2 separate regions of the Homo sapiens genome follow, and region 2 is linked to region 1. Evidence: chromatin loops called from intact Hi-C (ENCODE). Cell type or tissue: dorsolateral prefrontal cortex. All regions are shown on one strand. Region 1 overlaps DTNA (dystrobrevin alpha). Region 2 has its middle 41 kb from the start of MAPRE2.

Evidence for each region. A loop is a pair of places that touch in the nucleus more often than their neighbours do. Peaks named below come from ENCODE experiments on the same cell type or tissue, not always from the same donor. Only the 100,000 strongest peaks of a DNase experiment are listed, where the experiment ranks them.
Region 2: it touches region 1 in a loop (2.8-fold over the local background); 7 of 110 quality-filtered maps call a loop at or near these places.

The regions. Positions count from the first base shown.
Region 1 is chr18:34,879,705-34,884,704 of GRCh38, forward strand. It overlaps DTNA (dystrobrevin alpha), which reads left to right. Exons shown (of 23, transcript NM_001386795.1): 20 at 1-15; 21 at 2,365-2,497. Among named protein-coding and RNA genes, the nearest start is that of DTNA-AS1, 110 kb to the left of the region's middle. In dorsolateral prefrontal cortex, a CTCF peak has its summit at 1,960; no DNase peak of the experiment used is centred here; H3K27ac peaks cover 2,539 bases.
Region 2 is chr18:34,997,886-35,002,885 of GRCh38, forward strand. It overlaps a transcript of MAPRE2 not described here. Among named protein-coding and RNA genes, the nearest start is that of MAPRE2, 41 kb to the right of the region's middle. In dorsolateral prefrontal cortex, no CTCF peak of the experiment used is centred here; a DNase peak (open chromatin) is centred at 2,051; H3K4me3 peaks cover 1,467 bases; H3K27ac peaks cover 3,172 bases.

The sequences.
Region 1 (5,000 bases):
CATGCGTGGCGACATGTGAGTATCTTCCGCTTGGAAGCATTTTCTCAGTAACAAAACAATCTGTAGGAGACAATAAGAAAGTAAAAGCATAATTGTTTAGGGTTTTTTTAACCTTCAGAAGGGGTGACATAGTTTTCTGTTCTGCCAGAGATATAGAAGGGTGCTACATTTAAATTCGGCATTGTAATATTTCCCCTCTTACAATTTCCAGAGAGTTATCAATAACCTAAACCAACCAGTGCCTATCAAGAGCCTGCCTTGCCCAAGGCACATTGCTAGTGCTATACAAAATAGTATTAAAAAACTGCTGCCACCCTTTTAGGACTCACAGACTAGTTCAGGAGATAAATCATCCTATCTTCTGAACTTATTGTATTTGCACTTAGAGGATACCATGACATTGGAGAGGTCTCTGTCCAGAATTGGTGTAAACAACATCACATAAGTATTTGGAATTGAAATAAGTACATGTATAAAATCTCATTATAAAGAAATCCAGTTTGGTTGACTTGTTGAATTTGTATGAATCTGACCCTCCAAAGACTTATTTGCAAAAGTTTTCACCCAGTTCTGGAGCTTGTCAGAAACCAGCAGCATCAGTAACGTCCCCACTAGACTTTCTGTGACCCTGGATCAGCTCAAATTAGTCAACAGAGAAAACCAAAGCTGAGAAACAAAGGCAAAGCTGGGACAGAGCTGCAGAGCCCAACTTGGGAGAAAAAGGAGAAAAACAAAAGAAATGAAGAAAGTGGCCCATTAAATGACCATGGTTCATGGAGTTATGGGAAATGTGGGCAAAGGCTGACCCAAAAGCTGGGGGAGGGAGTTTCTGAATGCTAAAAATACTTCAGAAGGGTGATGTTGCTTAATATGAAAAGTACTTCAGACTAGTCTATAAAAATAAACTGGCCATTTTAAAGACTCAGAGAAGAAACTAAACAGAGGCCTTTCTGGTGTTTGGCTCTCCATCCAAGCAGTGAATAAACAATCAGTAATCATGGAGAATTATCAAGAGGTGTGGTCTGAGAGTCAGCTATGAAGCAGCAGAGAGTAGGATCAAAACAAAACCATTATCATGGGACTTAACATGGCAGTACGCTGCTGCTTAATATAGTTTGCTTTCTTGTCCTTTCTTCTGTATTCTAGAATTGTTGGATTTGTTATTCAAAATGGTGAATTAGTTGTCATCTGTTTTGTCTGGTAAATTCATATCTATTTGACTTTTTATTATTAAGCATTTATATGGCAGTTAGCTAGAATTTCCTTGTCCTAATTCTAAAATCCAAGACTATTGAGGCCACCCTAATCTGCTAGCCCTGGTATGCTGAGTAGCAGTACCAGCTACCAACATGTGACTCAGGAGTTAGGGAAGGAAAGTTAACAGAGTCCTGGGCAGACCCATTTAGCCTGGCCCCAAACCTCCAAAAATAACCAGAACATGTTGTACAGCTATAAATAAACGCAAACAACGACATTTAAGTTCCAACCTAGAAACTTCTTCTTGACCACTTATTTCATTTTAGGGAATAATTTAATATTTCTATTGTCTAAACATGTACTTGTGTTTTACCCTGAGACTCTTTTAGTCCTATGATTTAGGTAGTGAGTTTATGTCCAGCCCCATGAAAAGCTTTGCATAGTCTAGGATGAATAGATGGAGACAGAGTCCCACATTAGGGAATGAGGTCATTTTTATCTATTTATTTGATAGTGGAATTGGATAATTAAAATGCTTTTTTTTTTTTTTTTTTTTTTTTTCAGATTTAGAGCTAAGGTCAAGAGTTATGGGTTAGTAGCCCTCCTGGCATTGACTAGCTGATATTCTAAGACTTAATTCTATAAAAATAAGGCATGAATGTGGTATGCATGCATATGTGTATGTGCATGTATGTGCGTATGTGTAACACAAAAGAGGTTAAATTATAACCAAATGTCCTTAAGCATTATTTCACTAGAGGGCTCACTCTCCACACAGAAAGTGATCTTGGGTTCTATTTTAAACAAGAATAAAAAGAGCCCTCAGATTGGGAAAACTTTGTATCCCCTCAAAAGATGTTTGCCATTTTTTAAATTATAGAACATTTAAAGGGCCAACCCATTCCAGTAAACCCTAGGAAAAGATAAATGACCAATGATCGCAACTGCCATAAAAAAATTGTGTATGAAAATACCTTGATCATATATCGCTTCAAACCTCCAAAATGTTTCCAAGTTTTTTTTAGGTATTACTAAAGAAGACATGAAAGTGACTTGGAGAACTAAGGGGAAATAAAGGTGCCAACGAAACTACAGCTCACACATGAATCCCGCTTGTAATTCTCTTTTAAGATTTGCTCTAACATGTCATCTGTGGTTTATTTTCAGGGTTACGGAGGATGCAGATCCCTATGTGCAGCCTGAAGATGAAAACTATGAAAATGACTCTGTCCGGCAGCTGGAGAATGAGCTCCAGATGGAGGAATACCTGAAACAGAAGCTGCAAGATGAAGCTTATCAGGTACAGGGATCCAGGCCCACCCCACCCCACCTCTTCTGCCTCAACCCCTTGGTAGCTGGGTCTTTGACATGACTTGCAGAATCAGAGCCTTCTTCCTTCCACCCTCCCTTTTCAAAATACACTGATTTCACTCCTTAATCCGTGTCTTTTAGACAGTAAACATTTTAAATACTTCTTTTTTTTTTAAGACAGAATTTCACTCTGTTGCCTAGGCTGGAGTGCAGTGGTGTGATCTTGGCTCACTGCAACCTCCGTCTCCCTGATTTAAGTGATTCTCCTGCCTCAGCCTCCCGAGTAGCTGGGACTACGGGCATGCACCACCACGCCCAGTTAATTTTTGTATTTTTTAGTAGAGAAGGGGCTTCACCATATTGGCCAGGCCAGTCTTGAACTCCTGACCTCGCGATCCACCCACCTCAGCCTCCCAAAGTGCTAGGATTACAGGCGTGAGCCACTGCACCCACTCTTATAGCTGTCACTCACCATGTATTCTTTTAAATTCTGCCCTAGAAAGTGATAAACAGCCTTCTTATATTGGAAAAAAACAAGGTAACTAACAGTCCAGACTCTTTCAGGCCCATTAAGAAAGATGCTTTTTCTCATAATTATTTTTAAATGGATACAAAGAACAGGGCACGAGGAAATTGAATAAGCATAAACCCACCACTTCCCTTGAATTATTTGCCCTCAGTCTTCCTCATTGCCCACCTCATGCCAAGTGTAAGTAGGAGAATGGCAAAATTCCTGGAGAAATGTTGGGGGAACTGCAGGCCTGTGTTCATCAAGGTATGGACGGACAGATTTTCAGATGTACTGGAGTATGTTAGCCACCTGAAAATTCACTGAACATGACATATACAATTGGCAATAAATGTAACCAGCGACTCATCCTAAAGGCCATGCATTTCCCCATGGAGGTCGTTCTACTACCTTGTTTGTCTTCCTGGTATGTTCCTTTTCCCTTTAATTCACAGGCGTTTACTTGGGGTTCTGGTATTTCAGGGATGTTTGCCTGGTTGAACCTGGGCCTCAATGGTTATTTTATCCTGTCAGACTTTCTGTCCAGTGGCCAGACAAGTTTTCTGCACATTCTTTTGTTTTTCTTTTTTCCTTTTTTTTTTTCTTTTTGAGACAGGGTCTCATTCTGTTGCCCAGGCTGGAGTGCAGTTGCCCAATCATAGCTCACTGCAGCCTCTAACTCCTGGGCACAAGCTATCCTCCCACCTCAGCCTCCTGTAGCTGGGACTACAGGTGCACACCACCATGCCTGGCTAATGTTTTTATTTTTTGTGGAGTCAGGGTCTCACCATGTTGTCCAAGCTGGTATTGAACTCCTGGTCTCAAGTGATCCTCCCACCCCGGCCTCCCAAAGTGTTGGGATTATAGGCATAAGCCACCATACCCAGGCTTTCTGCATATTATTAGGGCAGCAGTGCCCTGTCTTACTTTGTTATTGAAAAAAAAGGGAAGCAGAGAGAAGAAATTATCTCCTATTTCTCATATGTCTATAGATAAAGCCTTGAAATATTTTTCCAAGAAGATTGTAGCAGGAGGGAAACGGAAGCCCACCAATTCCATCCCAGCAATATAAAAACAAAGTTTTGCCTCTTTGGAATGTTCCATTTGCCTTTTCAGTTTAACGACCACATTTCAGAAGCAACTAAAATGTTGGTCTAGCCATACCAAAGAAAGAGGGTAAAAGAAAAACATAAGTGACTCTATATGTAGAGCCGTGCTCCCATGCTTCAGAAACAAATTCGCCTGATTGCAAACCCATGGAGAGTGCAGTTTTCCTTGCGCCTTCTATGGCTCCTCCACAGAAGGAAATCAGCCTGGAATGAAACTGCCAGGGTGTCTCTGGGAATCCTCAGGGATGGCATTCCTACACATATCTCCTTAGGCTCTGCTGTGTAGAAGGAAAGAAAAATGTGACTAAATAACCAATGTTCTGGTTCATGCTATTAGAAGCGTCTATTAGGCCTCCCTCTTTGAGCTCGTGTCACCTTCTGTATTTCAGTGGCAGCAGTAACTGAAATTCTAGGGGTTCTTTTTTTTCTTTAAGGGAGGCAGGCTTACACCATTCCATATAAAATATTAGATTTTTATTCATTTTAATGAATTAAAAATGTAACCTTCTATGAGTAAAATGAAGGGAATTTCTACTAATGACTTAAGATTCAACTGGAGTTTTTACCATCGCTGGTAAATCTTAAGCTCCCTCTCCCTCTCCTTTCTTTTCCGTGCCTCATGACTTCCAAGAAAAGGACAGGGAAGAAGCTGGGAGACTATAACAGGCCTGTGTATCTCCACTCAAAACATACTCCCTGGAGGAGATGTCAAAGTGGTTTTCCTTGAATGCTCTGTGAGCATACGGTTGTTGGATGGATTGGAACGCTACTCTCACTCAATAGACTCTCTCTCTCTCTGTGTCTTTGTGCATGGCTTCCCGCCAAATAATTCACCAGCTTGACTGCATCACAGACTTGACGTGTCACCTTTCTCG
Region 2 (5,000 bases), 120 kb after region 1:
TGCAAAACTAAGAGCTATAAACAAGTATAATTACTAAAGGAAAAGCCTTTAAGAAATATTTTCAAGTTGTATATGTTACCTGGATTTATTTCCATTAATATATTGATTTCCCCAGTAGTTGTTTTAATCCCTGACAGTGTAATTGGGGTATCGGCTCCACAACTTCACTGGGATATTTCCCAGTTGAGTGGAATTTAGCATGAATTTTTTTTCTATCAAGGAATTTAGTTACTGATGTGGCCCCCAAACCTTTTGAAAGTAGATTCCTTTGTAAGGCAGACCCCACAGCAGGGAGCCCAAGAGCAAGGCTGTTTGTTGTTATGTCAGCATCCTGGGGTCTTCACATTGGCTCAAACAGGAAACTTATGGACGGAGGCTATGCTAACATTCCCACAGGTCTCTACAAGTCCCATTCACTTACCAGCATTTTTCTCTCTCTTTTTTTTTTTTTTTTTTTTTGAGATGGAGTCTCACTCTGTTGCCCAGGCTGGAGTGCAGTGGCGCCATCTCGGCTCACTGCAAGCTCTGCCTCCCAGGTTCATGCCATTCTCCTGCCTCAGCCTCCCAAGTAGCTGGGACTACAGGTGCCCGCCACCACACCCCGCTAATTTTTTTATATTTTTAGTAGAGACGGGGTTTCACCGTGTTAGCCAGGATGGTCTCGATCTCCTGACCTCGTGATCTGCCCGCCTCGGCCTCCCAAAGTGCTGGGATTACAGGCATGAGCCACCGTGCCTGGCCTAATTTTTTTATTTTTAGTAGAGACGGGGTTTCTCCATATTGGCCAGGCTAGTCTCGAACTCTTAACCTCAGGGGATCTGTCCAACTTGGCCTCTGAAAGTGCTGGGATTACAGGCGTGAGCCACTGAGCCTGGCCGAAGTTGCAATTTTTTTTTTTTTTTTTTTTTTTTTTTTGGACAGAGTCTCACTCCGGACTTGGCCAAAAATGTTAAAATATAATTTGAAAAGATTTCCACAGAGCACAATACAGGGCAAAAGGTCACAGTAGCCCTTGATACCCAATGTCTTTTCAGCCCTTTTGCTACTGTCAGTCTTACTTAGATTTCACATGTAACCCTTAGTATGTTACTGTGTTCCTTCTTTGCATGGTCAAAGGAATTACAGACTATAAAAACAGCAAGCATGGAAAGCAGGGCTTTAGTTTCCACTATGACCCAAACACTAAACTTGAACCCTGGGCTCTGAAATGAAACCTCTCTCTGTGCTACTTTGACACGTAACATGCATTCTGCCACGTAACATGCATTCTCCCACATTTCATTATTAATTGCACACATGAGGAGAGGAGCTATTCTATGCTTACGACTCTATTTTCAAAAATATCTGATTAAAAATGGATAAAAGGATAAGTGAAAATAATGTAATTATAGAAACACTTTACAGAACTATAATATATGTGTTATTTCCCATATATGTAGTTTTGTCTCATGTAATTTTTTGAAAGAATTTTACTTTTGTACATTGAGCACTATAAATATTCTATTCTAAAATAGAAAGGGCAATCTTAAAAAATATTTTAATTCTGATTCACATGGAAAGTAGCAGATGGATAAATGATGATTCCAAGAAGAAAGGGCTAGGCTACATTTGTACGAAAAGAACTGAATTTTTATTTTATTGTAACTATCATTTTAGGTATTTTCTGGGGATTATCTTTTATTTTTATAGAAACCTAAATCATATGACCATCAGTTTATAACATCATTACCATTCTTAATATATACCACCCAAATCCATTTAGCAGTGAGCTATAATTTTTTTGAAGTCCTTAAATATACAATATGGGTCATTTGGTAGTTTGTCTTTCTGAAGGAGAAGAATGAGTTGTACCAGACTTAACCCAAGATTCAGTGTAATCTGACCTCCTTTACTTGCCAGATACGCTCATTTGGTTTTTGGTTTCCCTGTTGTGTGCTCAGCTCTGTGCTTCCTGGCAGTCTTGCCCTGGGGAAGTTGCACAGGAGAGGGGAGGCAGTCTGGGCCTCCCCTCTGCTGCCCCTAGAGAAGGCCCTGAGCCCAACCCAAGACCATTAATTGAGGCAGTGCGTGGCGGCGGAGGCAGAGCTCTCTGAAAGATTAATATCTAGTAGGCTCCACCTCAGGATTAATGGCCTGTGACCTTCTGCTAATGCTGCAAGCTGCTTTATTCCTAGAAAGCTATGGACCTCCCACACTAAAGAATGTGATCTACAACTGAAGGGATTCAATATCTCAAAGTGGCCATGGGGAGTTTGGAATTCAGGATACAGCTTATTCTGGAGATCCAAAGACAGCTTAGTAAACTCCCTAGATGAAAACTTGGGCTCAGGCCCCAGTAGTGTTCTCTTCTTGGAAAAGCTGTGAACAGCTGGGGAGGTAGTAATGCTGTCTCTTTGTGAGGAGGATGCTTTAACCTTGTGTTGACCAGAAGCCTCACTGGTTAAACACATAGCAATGAAGAAAGAATGAAATCTTCTTTCGATGGCATGGCATGATTTGAAATATTTTTACAAACATATTTTTCATTCTGATATATCTTTCATGTTCCTGTAGATTTTGTGGCCAGACATGAAAGTAGCAGTCTTTGCCAGAGGATGGGGGGACTCCCTAGCTAGGATAGAGGTTCTGCTGCTATGCCTTGGACATGGGATGCTGGAATTCTGGATTTGTTTGTCAAAGAAAGAGGATTTGACATTTCTAGAGGATGGGGAAAATGGACCTTTGTAGAAACAGAGAATGTGCTTTGTTAAAGAGTCATGACTCTTATCCTAACAAAGATATTTGGTCTTTTCAATGAAAACAAAACCAACAAACAAGCAGAGCCATAAGCCAGAGAAAGCAGCTGGCTTATGGCTGCTCATTTCTGAGGAGCTGCCCTAGTGCTCACAATGGCTAAAGAATAAAAGTCAGTATGATCTTTCCAAACGCGAAGGGGGATTTTGCAAGTTCCTCTGTGTGTGTTGGCGATTAAAATTCTGTCGTTATTTAGTGTATGGTCCAGTTTTGAATACAGAACACCTGCCTTGTCATCCATAAAATAGTACCACAAAGGATAAAATTCCACTCCATACACGTACCTGTAGTCCCAGTGACTTGAGATCAATCCGGAGGCAGGTGGATCACTGGATCCCAGGAGGTTGAGGGTGCAGTACATTGTGATTGTGCCTGTGAATAGCCTCTTGTACTCTAGCTTGGGCATCACTGCAAGACCCCATTTGTAAAAATAAATGTTAAATATTCCATTTCTATGCAAATAAATGTGGACATTTTATAAGATTTTGAAAATTCCTAGATAGTGTGAACTTAAGGGTATGAGAGATAAGTTAAAAAATACAGGATATATCAGCTGGGTGCCATGGCTCACACCTGTTATCCCAGCACTTTGGGAGGCCGAGGCAGGCAGCCTCACTTGAGGCCAGGAGTTCAAGACCAGCCTGGCCAACATGGTGAAACCCCATCACTACTAAAAAAATACAAAAATTAGTGGGTGTGGTGGCACATGCCTGTAATCCCAGCTACGCGGGAGGTTGAGGCACGAGAATCGCTTGAACCCTGGAGACGGAAGTTGCAGTCAGCAGAGATGGAGCCATTGCACTCCAGCCTGGGCAACAGAGCAAGACTTTGTCTCAAAAAAAAAAAAAAAAAGATACGTGATGTATCAAGCTGCTATTTCAAACTCACTTCTGGTTTTGAATATGTGTATGGTGAATTTTAATGGATTAAGAAGGTACACGAGGGAGAAGGGAATAACAGCAAAGAAAATTCCAACATAGGCAACATTGGATAGCAGAACATTGGCAGTGGTTTCTGAATGCTAAGTTAGTGGGTGAGTTTTTTTTTTCTTGGATCTGTGCAAAATGGAGCAAACTCCTGGTCCATCTTGCCCACTGCTTTGGGGCTTTTGCTTTTCTTTGAAAAGGTAAGAAAATAAAACTAATGTATCTTGCTCAATTCTAGTTCCTGTCCAATTACCTGATTTAAAAATATATATATTTTGAGATGATTGTACAGTAAGATGTAATTGTAAGAAATAATATAGAGAGATCCCATATATTCTTTATCTAATCTGCCATGGTAGCATCTTGCAAACTTACAGCACAATGTCACAACCAGGATATTGATGTCAACACAATCAAGGTTCAGAACATTTCCATCACCACAAAAATATTTGTGTTGCCTTTTATAATCACACTCATTTCCCTCCAGCCCTCACCCCCTCCTCTTAACCCCTGGCAACCACTAATCTGTGCTCCATTTCTATAGTTTTCCCATTTTAAAAATGTTAGATAAATGGAATTATGCAGTATATAACTTTTAAGGACTTTCTTTTCTCACTCAACCTAATTCTCTGGAGATTCATTCAGGTTGTTACTTTCTATCAATAGTTGGTTCCTTCTTATTGCTGGGTAGTATTCTGAAGTTTGGATGCAGCACGGTTTGTTTAACCATTAACCTGTTGAAAGATACCTGGGTGGTTTCCAGTTTGGGGCTACTATGTATAAAACTGCTATAAACAAATTTTCATTTCTCTGGGGTATACGCCAAAGTGAGCAATTGCTGGGTGATATGGTAGTTGCATGTTTAGCTTTTAAAACTACAAAACTGTTTTCCACAGTAGCTCTACCATTTTACATTCTCAGAAGCAATATATGAGTGATCTAGTTTCTTCAAACCCTCGCCAACATTTGGTGTTGTCGCTATTTTTTATTTTAGCCATTCTGATAGGTATGTTGTGATGTCTCATGTAGTTTTAATTTTCTTTTATCTATAGGCTAATAATGTTGTATACCATTTAATATTATTTGCTTTCCGTATATGTATATCCTCTTCAGTTAAATGTCTGTTCATATCTTTTTCCCATTTTCCGACTAAGTTGGTTTATTTGGTTGCATTTTGAGAATTCTTTATTTTAGACACTAGTTCTTTGTCAGTTATTGGGCTTGCAAATACTTTCTTCTAGTTTATATCTTGTATTTACATCTGCTTCACATGGGCAAAAG